2 separate regions of the Homo sapiens genome follow, and region 1 is linked to region 2. The links are chromatin contacts, found by Hi-C or POLR2A ChIA-PET in ENCODE. All regions are on one chromosome and are shown on one strand. The core of a region is the stretch at or near the end of the contact, and the rest is flanking DNA. Distances in the headings are between cores, read along the strand shown.

Region 1 (6,388 bases), core at 1,860-4,359, 63 kb before region 2:
TGCTGTTAGTCTTGACAGTTTTCTTCACATACGTGAAAACATCCCACATCAAACATTAAAATCACTTACAATGTACTGAAATGTCTAGAGATTCTTTGCTGATGCATATAATTAATGCTTCTTAGAAATGCTACAAATAAAAACAAATGCTGTTTAGCAACATTTTCAGGAAATCAAACCAATTATAATCGTATTGATCTTATAGGGAATAATGAGTTAAAGACAAAAAGAATGACAAGATGTCTGCCTAACGTGCCTGATAAATAAAAACAAGGTGTGTCCAGAATCATTCATGGATAAAATTTTTCCATATTTCTTTTCTCTTCTTTTAGAGTATCTATTTAATGAAACTAGCTTGTTTGAACTACTCAGTTATAGTCCAGTATGTAAAAATAAAAATAAATAGGCTCCTTATAGATCATCAGCTCTCCCACTAACTGTGTAATTATCTATTATATTTTCAAGGGCTTTTTTCCAAACAAGCTCTTGGCACTGTTTTTATTTATTTATTACATGTATTGCATTTTATTTTTCTATAATCTTTAATGGTTACCTATGGCTGATTCTCTAAGTTTTGAGGAGTGCGATTATTTTTAAATGAATTTTAAATGTTCCTACTAAATTCTAGCAGCATCATATCTACTGGTATTTGTTTTCAGTAATTTTCTGGAGGGCAGTCTTAACGATAATTAAAGTGACATTTTCCTTAAACACGGCTCAATGTGTGTGTTTTTAAAAAGATGACATTCCTCATCTGTTTGTTCTTATTTCAGATGTGCTATAAACCATGAATGAGGTAAAGCATAAATGGAAGTAACTAATGGAAGCTCATTATTTAGGCAGCAAAAACCAGAATTAATGTATTACCCCACTGTAGCGTTTAGTACTCAGCCAATCCAAACTTTCCTAGAGAAATATGTGATTGAGACACTTTCCATCTGTTTTTGACAAAGACAGGAGAAGATTCCCACAAGTTATTTTCTGCTGAAAATTATTTTTTAAAAACTATACAATTATCATTATCTCAGGAGGCTCTGCAGCTACAGAATTTTCAGTGACACCAAAATAAAAGCTAAAAAAATGAAATAAAACCCACCTGTGCTGGATCAGCTTTTCGTGGCCTCAGCAACAACATTCGCAGATATTATAGAACCACATAAAAAAAGAAATAGATATGTTTGGGAGAATAGGCGGCCGGGTGCTCTTGATTAATCTAAATTCCTTCTGTGTGAAGTAGAGTCTTTTATAAAAACATCGCAAGATGTGCGAGGAACTAAAACATACTAAGGGGGAAGGATTTTTAACTCGGCCCCAGCAAAAAGAACTCTGTGCCCCTCCATGGCCCTGGATGGCGGATGAGAGAGGGGCTCGCCTGCTCACAGAGCCTAAGGACGGCGCCTCCGTGGCTCGAGCTTGTCTAAAGGGACTTGGAAGGTGTCTGGTGAAAAGGACCCGGTGCAGGACGCCCTAATCGCTCTTCCAGAGGAAACCAGAACTTGGAGTGCTCCTGGCAGCTGTGTCCCCCGAGCCTTCTCCTCGCGCAGGGCCCGGCGCGCACAGCCTCCCTGTCCCCCAGACCCGTTTCCCAGCCTGGACCCCTCGCCCATCCCTGCGGGGCTGGATGGGCGGGGCCCCTCCCGGGTACTCCAGGGTCAAGGTTGGGACTCAGGGCTCCCAGTTCCTAGGTCAGCTCCACCTGCCTGCGGGCGCCCTGGGGCTCCGCGCGGCTGCGTCGGACCCGCCTGCCTCAGCGCTCCAGGCTCTGCGCTCTCGGCCCAGGGCCCTTCTCGGGCACACCCGGCCCTGTGGCTGCTCTGGCCCCGAAGCGCAGGGCAGTTTCCTCCCGTCCTCCCCAGGCAAACCCTGGAGCCGCAGGCCCGCACCTCTACGCCCACTGGGCAGGCCAGGGCGCCGACGGCCGGGGACCCCAGGCGCGAGCAGCTGGGTAGATCTGAGTGTCCGCCCGACGGACGCGCTCTACCCTTGCCCAGGAAGAAAGCGAAGCCATTCGCCCGGCAACACCCGGCTCGGGCAGCTTCGCGGGCGGCCTGCGCTGCGGCGGACGCAAAGGGCAGCTGGTCCTCATATCCCAGTCCCCAGCCGGCCCCAGGAGGTTTTTCTGATGCTCGCTCCTTCCACCGCCAACCACGGACACCCACACACCACCGAGAATGAAAACTGCGACCATCTGTCTAAGTATCTTCAGAACCCGCCGGGGGAGTCACCGGTCCGCCGGTTCCCAACTGACACCCTCGCGTGGAAGTCTGCACTCAGGGGTGTCCCTGGGACTGTGAGCGTCCCGCCCGCCCGCCTTCCTTGCTAAGAGGAAAAGCGCACGGCATCCAAGCCCCCGCGGCCCGCGGGGCCTCGCCGAGGAGACACGAGCAGGCCCCAATGCCCCTGCGCCCCTGCCGCCCGCCCCCCGCAGCGGAGGGCGCCCGTCGCGCGCGCAGCACCTACCCTGGCGCGCCGGTCCGGAGGTGGGTGGCGCGGCGCTAGTGGGAGGCGGACATGGACCACGCGCCCTCCATGCGCCACACGGAGAAGGCGTAGCTGAGGCGCTCGTGGGCCACGTAGCTGCAGCTGGTCATCTTATTGTCCATCTCGTCGCTCTGCAGGACCTGGTAGAGGAAGTCTATGTACCTGGCGGCCAGCTTGAGCGTCTGGATCTTGCTCAGCTTGTCAGAGGGCAGCGTGGGGATGATCTTGCGCAGCGCCGCGAAGGCCTCGTTGAGCGACTGGGTGCGCTGGCGCTCGCGCACGTTGGCCAGGATGCGCTGGCTCTGCAGCTCCTCGAAGGACTGCGCGCTGGGGCTGCCCTTCTTGCCGCGCTTGCCCGGGGTCGGGCTGCCATCTTCGCTCGACTTCTTGCTGTAGCGCCGCTTCCGGCCGAAGCGCTTGGGCTGCCTCTCGAGCTCCTCCTCGCTGGTGCCCAGGCTGTCCACGGGGGACACGGGCGAGCTGGAGCCCTCCTCCATGGCGCCCGCCCGGCGCGCGTGGGGCTGGGGGCGCCGGGGCGCCGAGCGCGCGCCGCTGGCCAAGCCCGCGGTCGCCGAGCACACGCTCTCGGAGTTGCTGGAAAGGCTCTGATTTCAAGGCCGGCTTGTGCAAAACCGAGGTCTCCGGGAGAGGAAGTTATTCTAACTTTTTTGGAAACTCTAGCTGGGCTGGGTTGCTAAATAGTTGTCAGGAGCTAGGGCGGCGCGCTGATTGGCCGCGGTGGCCGGGGGCAGGACAAGTTCTGGGGCCTTCGCCGGCCGCCCCCGCCCCCCGGCGCGGCACTTTCAGTTTTGCCTCCCCCTTCGGCCCCGGCGCGGAGGGCATCCCGGGGGCCGGGTCCTCGCCCGCCGCCCGCGCCCCCACCCCGAACGCAGGGCACTCTCAGGCCGCCCCGAGCCCTAGGCCCGGCCAAGCCTGGCTTTGTCTACGCCTCAACGTAGAGATCGGCCCCCACTGGGCTTTGGGGGGTTCTCTCTCTGGGCGTGAGGGGCTAGAGAGGCGAGTCCAGTCCCAGATGCGCTCCCAGAAGATGAGGACGCAGCCAGGAGCCTCCTCGACCTGTGTGGGTCTTGGCCGCCCCCGGGCGCACAGCTAGTCTGCACCGCGGCCCGCAAGCTTAGGCCTGGGGTCTGGGGAGCTGCGCGGGCAGGGGTCTCGGTGTCCGGACCGCCAGTGTAAGGACAGTCGGGGCCCCCTGGAGACGCCCGTGCCCAAGGACATGCCGCCAAGATCCGTGGAGATGCCACCCTTCGGCCAGCGTGCGTGTCGGGGACCATTTCTTACCCTGGCTTGCTGGGGAGCCCCGGCCCCGACGCCCTTCCCGAACCTTCCTTCTAACAGCTTTAAAACAACGCCACAGCGAGCCTCTGCGGGAGCGCCCGGTACCCGCCGCGCCCGCCTGCCTGGCCCTACCCGGGTTGCTGGGCGCGGGTTGGGGCGCCTGCCGGCCCGCCTTGTACGGCCCCAGCCTCTGCGCTCCGCCTTCGCTTCGCGGGTCAGCAGAGGACGGAGGGCGCTCCGGGAGCTGCACGAGGCTGCCCCGGGCCCAGCCTCCGCTGCGCTGGCAGCCCGCGGGCAGCTCCGAGCAGGAGGCTCAGGGTGGCTGGAGTGTGGGGCCCGGCCTCGGTGAGCGACACCACGGACCCCGGCCCCGGGCCATCTGGACGGCGAGCGCGAGCGCGTTTGAAGTGGTTGGGGGGCTCTTTGTTCGCCAGGCCGCTCTGGCTCTGGGCCTGGAGGTGGTTTTTACGGCTTTGATGCCTTTGAACCTATTCCCAGGTGACCCGGGCTCAATTAGGCCCGGGCCTGAGCCGGGCTGTCAGGCAAGCCGCGTGATCAAGGGCGGGCTGGGCCCTTTTATTGAAGTTGAACCCGAGACCGGGGAGTGCTCGGCCTCCGCTGCTCCTCCGGCCGGCCAGGCGGGCCGCGAGGTGGGGCCCGCGGGCCACGACCACCGCGTTGGGAAACCCGAGGACGGCAAAGAGCGGGCCCTTCGCGCCCCTGTCCGAGGGCCCTGGCTCCGGCCGTTCTAGGGGACGTTTTACCAACAATCCGTCCAGGAAGGCAGAACGCCTAGGAGCGGGCCCTCGCATGCATGTGAGTCGGTAGCAGCGCCCTGCGCAGTGTCCGCGCACCGGACCCGCGGCTTCAGTTCGGTGCCTAAAGGTTCTGCAGAGCCACCGCACCCAGCCCCACCCGGCCTGACCGCCCTCCTTCCTCCGCGCTGGGAAGGCCCACGGCCCCTCTAGCCCAACAAAATAGCTTTCCAGGTCCCTTTCTTTAAAATTCTCAAATAAAAATTTAAGGAACGAGAGAGAGAGAGAGAGAGAAGCCAGGTCCCCAGCCGTCCTGCCGGTGCTGGGCTGCAGCCCTTCCTGGGGCTTCACGTCAGATGGAAAGGGCCTGTTTTTCCCGAACTGGCCTTTCCCTGGTTTCTTTGCTCAGAGCAGTGACAGTAGCGATTTGCTGCCCTTTTACCAACCCTGTGTGGGTCCAAGGACCCAGATCCAGGGACATCTTCCCTTTCCCAGATGCGGAGGGCTTTTACTGAGGAGAGGACCTGCCTGGTAGCCTGCTTCGCCATCCTCGTCTCCCTGTCTGCGTGCCCCTGTGTCACTCTGGCTCTGTCGGCGTGTCTCTTTCTCTGTCCTTTCTGTCTCTTTCTCCAGCAGAGAGAGTTCATAGTTTAGTTTGAAAGAAAAACAGCTCAGCTTTGGTCCTGAGCAGCCCAGGGCTCAGCCCAGCCCTGAAGACCAGAGGCCCCGGGGACGCCCTGGAAGGGCAGCGCAAGCTGGATTGCAGGCTCACCTCTGCCTGGGGAGATGGACCTGGAGGATTTCACCTGCGACCCCCCGGGGCGCCCTGGAGCTATCATAACCAGCAGCCCAGTTCAACCGTCTGGATGCACTTTCTTCATGGCGTGTCTTGTCTATTTTAAAATGCTTTAACAATGATTATAGTACTGGAGGCTGTGATACTGACGGCTGCCTGCGGAAAACCTTGCTTAACAGAATTTGGAGTGACTTTCTTATGCTGTATTGCCAGCCCCTCAGAGTCATTACCTGGGCAGTGACCCCTTGCATACATAGGAGAAGCTAAGGCACAGTGGCATTTAGCAGCGTTTCCAATGTCACCTGTATGTTGGCTGGGGAAGTGACAGCATTCCCCTCTTTTGAGGAGGGGAATTTGCTGAATTAAAACCCAAATGAAAATGTCATCAATTTGGGAAATAATACTCAGGTTATTGATTTAGTTTGAGTTTTTCTTTCAAAAATTAAGTCAGTGATAAGGCTAATAAAGCCAATTTATTAATAGCATAAGTAATACAATATATCTCTGTGTGAATACTCTTTGCAGGACCACCCAGGCTCACTTGGACTTCAGTAAAATATCACGCAACAAAGATTCACAGAAGTAAATACAGTTCTTGGGGTACTTATTCATTACTGAGTATGGAAAATCCTGTGAATGCTTCCTTTCATATATGTAAAAAAGTGTGCTTTGTTTCATGTGACTTTGTGTTTTTTAAAAAAAAATGAACTGGTGTTCTGAAAGATTCTTCTATTGCACATTTTCCTTAGGGCAGCAAGTAACAGAAGGTGATATGTTTTCACAGCAAATTTGCCAGCTATTAGATTGGCTTTAATCTTGCTGCAGTAGAATGACACTGCAGGGATTGTCACCTGGGGATAGTCTTCAAGAATAGCAGCCAGGCACGGTGGCTCGCGCCTGTAATCCCCCAACTCTTTGGGAGGCCAAGGCAGGTGGATCACCTGAGGTTGGGAGGTCGAGACCAGCCTGGCCAACATAGTGAAAGCCCATTTGTACTAAAAATACAAAAATTAGCTGGGTGTGGTGGTGCATGCCTGTAATTTCAGCTACTCGGGAG
Region 2 (6,250 bases), core at 3,535-6,034:
AAAATCCCACAATCAGAATAAAGCATCAGGAATAAGACCACCATTTTGTTATAACACAACATTCCTCTGTATTAAATAATGACGGGTTTTATGTTTGTTACTGAGCAGAGTTTTTTTTTTAATTATTTCAAGAGCATGTCCTTTAGTGTTTATAACTGGGCTGACTGTGATATTAAACAGCCAGGAGGTGTTAGCAGCTGATTAAAGGAGGGAAAGGAGACCCTGCTAATTATACGGCAACCTTAGAATCGGTTTCTCCCGCTGAACTAGAGGACAAGCCACACACCTGCAGAACTTTACCAGCAGGAGCAGTGCTGGGACCCAACTCAGGCAACCAGCTCTGCTAATGAACCCAGAAAAAGCACACAAACTTGTTTTCCCTCCAAGACAGAGACAACACAGTGGGGTTTTCAGAAGTGTGTGGTGTGGAAGCAGCCAGGTGTAGCCACTGCACAAATGCAGTGGGAACACTCTCGTATGATAAAATCAAAGACGATGTCGCCTGCTTCCACATGACAGATCCAGGAAACTGCAGGATAGAATCACGCTCGTGTGCCTGGGCAGGGAGAGCTGGTTCACCCATGTCTGAACACTGGGACACCAGTTCTCCTCCAAACATCTTGGACTACTTAAATGCAAAGGTGAGTCTGGGTGTGGCTGAATTTGTGCATTGAATTTCTTTAACAGTAAATGTCAAGTGGAATACGGCATCAAGCTAGTTTCAGGAAACTTTCCACTCCAGTTATTTTGTTTTCTAATTATATGATATACTTTCTATCACAAGGCCCACTAGGATTTTTAAGTCTGATTTTTTTTAAAAAGTATTTATTATATAACAAGTTGATGGGCCAAGCACCTTCATTGTAGCACTGTGGCCATGCTTTTTAGAAAAGTGTTCTCCATTGCCATGATTGTGTTTGCATATCTATGCATAAATATGGGCAAAATGTTGCGTAAAGTTAAGCATGTACTAGAATTAGAGAAAAAAATTCTCAATTCTAGAAATGTTTGGAGACAGAATACTCTTTCCATTGCTAATTTAATGCAGGTTTTAAAAATGTTCTATAACTTTACAAAATTACAGATGGAAAAGATTTTTGTCCTTCTTCTTTATCTAGACAAATTCAGGAAAGCCCGGAGGCCTGGTATAGATGTTTCATCAAAAATTTCACCGTGCTGTGTCAGAAATCAGAAGACAGAATTTAGAACCATCCCGTTTCCTCTGCAGAAAGCTTTTCAAGAAGATACACTCGGAATTAGCAATATTTCCACCAAAATATGAAGTGTAAAGAGAGCCTTCAATAAAGCCACAGGTTTGATGTTTTTTCTTTTTAAAAGGAAAAAAACTAATTTAAAATTATTTTTAAAAGAAAAAAACCACAAGATAATGAAAATGAAGTTATACCTAGGCTGATATTGCATTTGCCAATATTTTACTCCCACTGTTTAATCATTTTAATAGTTGCATTTAAGAGTTTAGGATATTCAAACCTCACCCAGCTATAGCAAAAAAAAGAAAGCTGTGTGATTTAAGTAGTGTCCTTTTCTGCATAATTTTAAATTAGTTTTTATTTTTAATTAATTGTGAAATTGCTGGTGAGGCTTTGGTGCCTTCTTAACTGCTATAATGAACAAATTCATTTAAACTTCAATTTAGCAATCTACAGTTTTCTAAGAGCTCAAATAAATGAAAATTCAAACATAATTTTAAAAAAGGATTCCATTAACTACAAAAGGGTCTATATCAAGTTTATTAGAAAGTATGGAATTGCTACAAGAACACATTTTCAATTTTATAAATTAGTTTTCAGAGGCTTAAGCAGAACAACACATAGAGAGAAAAAGTAGAAGTTTGTTGGTTAAAAAAAAAAATCCCATTCTAATGAACCGAGGCTATAGCTTAAAACACAGCCAAAGCTTTAAAGCTTGGTCGTCCAGATTTCTGTGTGACCATTTTAACACAGGGCATCTCTAGTTCCCAATGGAAATATTTCTTTTCCGGCACTTTCATTTTCTGAAACAATTTACTGGAGTTTCATAAAAAGAGAATAACAGCTTTGTGTTTCATTGTTGAGGATTTTACTTCACTTTACATAACTTTTCCTCATTTCACTTAGTGGCTATTTGAGGAGCTTGACTGAACTCTAGGTAACCTCTTAGGTTATGCCTGCTGGATTTCAGGGACCTGGAGCTGCTGGTGCTGGCAGGCCAGTGGTGACTCGGGGTGCCTGTCTGACCGCCTAGGAGCTGGGACTGGGCTCTCTGCGTACATACAACTGCATGGGGGACAGGGGACTTCTGCCTTTGTTTGGACAAAGGATGCGGTAAGACCAGAGAAAAGGAAGGCTTTACCTGTGGCTCTTTGCACTTTTAATACTCTAGAAGGAAATAGTGAGTCTACTTTAATGGAAAATAGCGAATCTTTTGCAGGACTCAAAAAAGGAAGTTTGCTAAGAGCAAGGAAATGTGAAGGAGTTGGAGCGACAGCGTTAGAACATTTAATTTGGCTTTATGTTGTAATTATGACTTGCGGGAAGTGGCCTGGCGTGTATGAATGCTGTTGCTGGAAAGAGCACTTGAGCATCAGCGAAAATTCTGAAAGCTGTGTTTACAACGGACGCACACACAACAGAAAGCAAACCGTGGAGACGAGGGTTTTGGAAACGTGCCCTCCTCGGCATTCATTATAACCAATAATTAATTAAGAGATTTTTTAAAGTCCCTTCCTTGGCATCACGTTCCTCAGTGAGAATGCGGATGAGAAGTCAGAGGTGTTTGGGACATAAGTGCAAGTAGTTACGGGCAGGGTTTTTCAGTTTTGGTTTTTAAAGAGAATGAAAACGAAGTGGGGAGACAGCGGCACAGTGTGCGGTGCCCTGCCGGCCAGGCCACGCTTTCTCCACCCTGACTCCCACGTTCGCTCAACAGTATGAGAACTTCACGGTAACATGGAAGGGATCCCCGCACTCCCTCTAATGCTATTTCTGTTCGATGCGTTCTTTGGCTGCGAATTTGAGAACTGCCTTTTTGGCAAAGCCAGTGAGTTTTGTGTTTTCAGATCAACCGAAAGGACGTTGACTTTCAGGTTCCCGATCCTTCTGAATCCAATCCCAAATTTAAAACAGCATCCGATCCTGGCTACAGCCTGAGCTGGGCCCCAGGTCAGCCAAGCTTCCCAGGTGGAAAGGAAGGAATCCAGGTTGCCCAAGATGCTGTGGCCTGGGTGACAGTTACCAGCCTCCAGAGAGGCCTCAGCCTTCGGGGTGCCTTGCTCAGAGCAGGCACATACCTCTCACCGCAAGAGCCATCTGACCATGGTTACTCGACCCCTCCCCCAGAGTGAGTTCACTGTCCACCAGAGGGGACAGCTCCCACTGCCAGGCTTCGGTGAAACCACGTGGACTGTGGAAGCAACCCAGTGTCCACTGATGAATGAATGGAGAAACGAAAGGTGATTTATCCGTAGGGTGGGACAGCACCCGGCCTTGGAAAGGAAGGGAACATGGACGGCACCTAAGGATGTTCTGCTGAGTGAAACAACCAGCCACAAAAAGACGAACCTTGCACGATTCCACTCACATGAGGAAGCTAAGGGGTCAAAATCATAGAGACGGAAAGTAGGATTGCGGGTGCCAGGGCTGGGGGAGGAAACAGGGAGTTCGTGTTTCATGGGGGACAGAGTCTCATTTGGGAAGATGGAAAGTTCTGGAGCTGAATAGTGGTGACGGTTGCACAGCAGCGCAGATGTGCTTAATGCCACTGAAGTGTGCACTTAAAATGATAAAAATGGCAAATTTTATGTTATGTATGTTTCACCACAATAAAAAAGGGAATAGCATTTTTCTTGTCAAATGGGGCTGGTGGTAGCTGCTCTGTAGCCTCATAAAGAAGTTCCTAAGTTTTTTTTTTATTTCCTTTTTTTAAATTTGGGTTTAAAACTGCTGTTTCCTTTTTCACTGTGGTAAAATATACATAACATAAAATTTACCATTTGAACCATAAGTTAGCCCAGGCCCTGCTTCTGGCCCCTGCTCTTCCTGAGTCCTGGTTGGTGCCCCCTTCATCCGTCCATACTTGCCACAAGCCCCTCTTGTCCGGTCCTGGGCACAGAGGTCCTGGTGGAAGAGACAGTCCCTGCCCAAGAACAGGGAAGGACATAGATGGGAGAAGGGACCCACTGCCCAGGGGACCAGCACCAGAGCTCAGCTCTCGGGCTCCCTGCGTGGCCCTGGCCTCTCGACCTCGCTGGACTCAGTCTCCTGACGTCTCCAGTGAAGAGCTGGAGTGGTGAGTCCCAGAGCCACTTCCGGCATGGGACAGAGGCCTGTACCTCAACACCAGCGATTTGCTGTGTGATCTTAGGCAAGTCAATATGTGTCTCTGGGACATACAGTGAGTTGTCTAAGATCACACAAACCCCCCACCACTTTAAAAAAAAAAATGGAGGGGATTTGATCAAGATCATGTCAGGATCCTTTCCAGTTTGGACATCCTGTGATTTTGGAATCTTCACCCACAGTTCTGAGCTTTTAAAAAATCCACATTTGTGTTATTTCCTTGTGATAGGGGAGAATAGCCCTGATGTCAGATCTCACTTGCTTATAGTGCTGTGTGCGTGCACATGTGAATAAAGGAATGTTCAGAAACGCTTTTCCTAACAGAGAACCTGTTCCCCGGGGCCAAGCGCAGAGTCCGTGTAACTTGCCTTTGAAGTGTGTCACCTGCTGCGTGACCACAAGAGGGCGGTGCATGCAATGGATTTTGTCAGCACGCGGGGGCCAGAGCTCACAACTTTAATTTGAGAGTTTTTCTTCCCTGGAGTCTCTTGCAGGGTCTTTCTCTGGGAGGCTCAATGCCTCCCGCATCTTCTTCAACAGGCTGAACACACATGTGGAAGCAGCTGAAGAACTGAGACTACTTAAAAGCAGAATATTTTGTAATCACCAAATAGAATCCATTTCGTAATAAAACTGGCTACAAAATATTTTAGGGTTCAGTATGATACATCACAAAGTAATTTAGGCAAGGAAGCACACCAGGCTTAAAAATCAAACGTGGCACCCTGCAGGTTTGCAGCCATGCCTCCAGCAGGCGGGTCGGGTTGGCGAGTTTCTAAACTTTGAGGAGGGAAGGCTGGGTGGCCAGGCTCCATCCAGAGCCTCTTGGCTCACTGTGCCGCCAGCAGTGTAATTGCATCCTGGTGTGACCCACAGGCTGTATCTACAACACTGCGCTGGTGAAGCAATGCTGTTACTAGATTTGAAAACAGGCAAAATGGCTCTGAAAGGAGAGAAAAATGGAAAAGCTCCTTTCCCCAACATTCCACTCCTCTGTCTTCATGGCCTCTGCGTTGGTCCAGCCAGAGGGATTATTTGAGTCCTGTGTCCCAGCCCACCTTTCCCTGGCTTAATGGTGCAGCCACACCTCTGGTTGAGAATACACGCCTGTGTAACTCATTGATTCTGATCTCCTTCATGCTCAGCACCTGCTTCCTTTAGCATCCCCAATGCAAGCGCTTCGAAGCCCATGCTGACAGCCTGGTCATATATCCTTTGGCCCCTCTGCATAAGTAGGAGAGGGGAGAGCTCCTCCTAAAAGTGCTGTGCCCTTAGTAACTGACTATTATTGAATTAGAATGGTGGAGTGAGGAGTTCCTCTCTGCCAGGCACTGTCCTAGGATTTGCATTTGTGAAGAATCACTTGCTTTCCAATTGACTTTGTAACTTTATTTGTGATTGGTTTTCAATGGCAGCCAACATTTCTTCTTTAACTTCCTCTATCTCTCGCTTTTTCTTCCTATGGTCATCTAAACACCTTGAAAAGATGAAGACATCATATATGAAAGTTAAGGCACCATGGGTCATGCATCTTTTAACTATAATTTTGTCCTGGGATCTGCTACCGACTGGTGCTATCAGTAGTCGATAGCACAGTGCTAGAGCAGAGAAGAAAGACTCCACACAGCTGGGATTAGAGACAAATTTGTTACATTCACACTTCAACCCAAGTTTGTCAGACACGTGTCTAAACGACCCATGAATTATTTATTAAGCAAACATTTATTAAAAGCCTACATTGTGCAAAACGAAGTCACTGAGCCTTAAGGATGTGATATGAATTAATTCAACAGGTTCCTTGGCCTCAAAACTATCACCGTGAGAAACAAGACACATATACAGATGTGTGTGAAGAGAGCAGTGACACTTCTTCAGCTGGTGACAAATGCCTTCAGCGCCCTTTGTTACTCCCA

Evidence for each region. A loop is a pair of places that touch in the nucleus more often than their neighbours do. ChIA-PET counts read pairs that join two places held with the same protein, here RNA polymerase II (POLR2A).
Region 1: POLR2A ChIA-PET joins it to region 2 with 12 read pairs in BJ. The contact joins the promoter of TWIST2 here to the enhancer-like site in region 2. A Hi-C loop is called at or near these places in 1 of 168 maps with a recorded cell type or tissue (GM23248). POLR2A ChIA-PET finds 5 or more read pairs at or near these places in 3 of 52 experiments (BJ, MCF 10A and PC-3).

Annotation. Positions count from the first base shown.
Region 1 is chr2:238,844,806-238,851,193 of GRCh38, reverse strand. TWIST2 (twist family bHLH transcription factor 2) reads right to left here and starts at 3,109. Exons shown (of 2, transcript NM_001271893.4): 1 at 2,461-3,109. The coding sequence starts at 2,978. The coding sequence ends at 2,496. It overlaps LOC100287387 (a long non-coding RNA gene), which reads left to right and starts at 3,287. Exons shown (of 1, transcript NR_157851.1): 1 at 3,287-6,388. RefSeq lists enhancers at 1,598-2,108, 2,109-2,618, 4,152-4,662, 4,663-5,173.
Region 2 is chr2:238,783,670-238,789,919 of GRCh38, reverse strand. No RefSeq gene overlaps it. Among named protein-coding and RNA genes, the nearest start is that of TWIST2, 61 kb to the left of the region's middle. RefSeq lists an enhancer at 5,929-6,250. Within about 2 kb of position 4,784, at least 5 of the 41 ENCODE cell types and tissues checked have a DNase peak (open chromatin) inside an H3K27ac peak, as active enhancers do.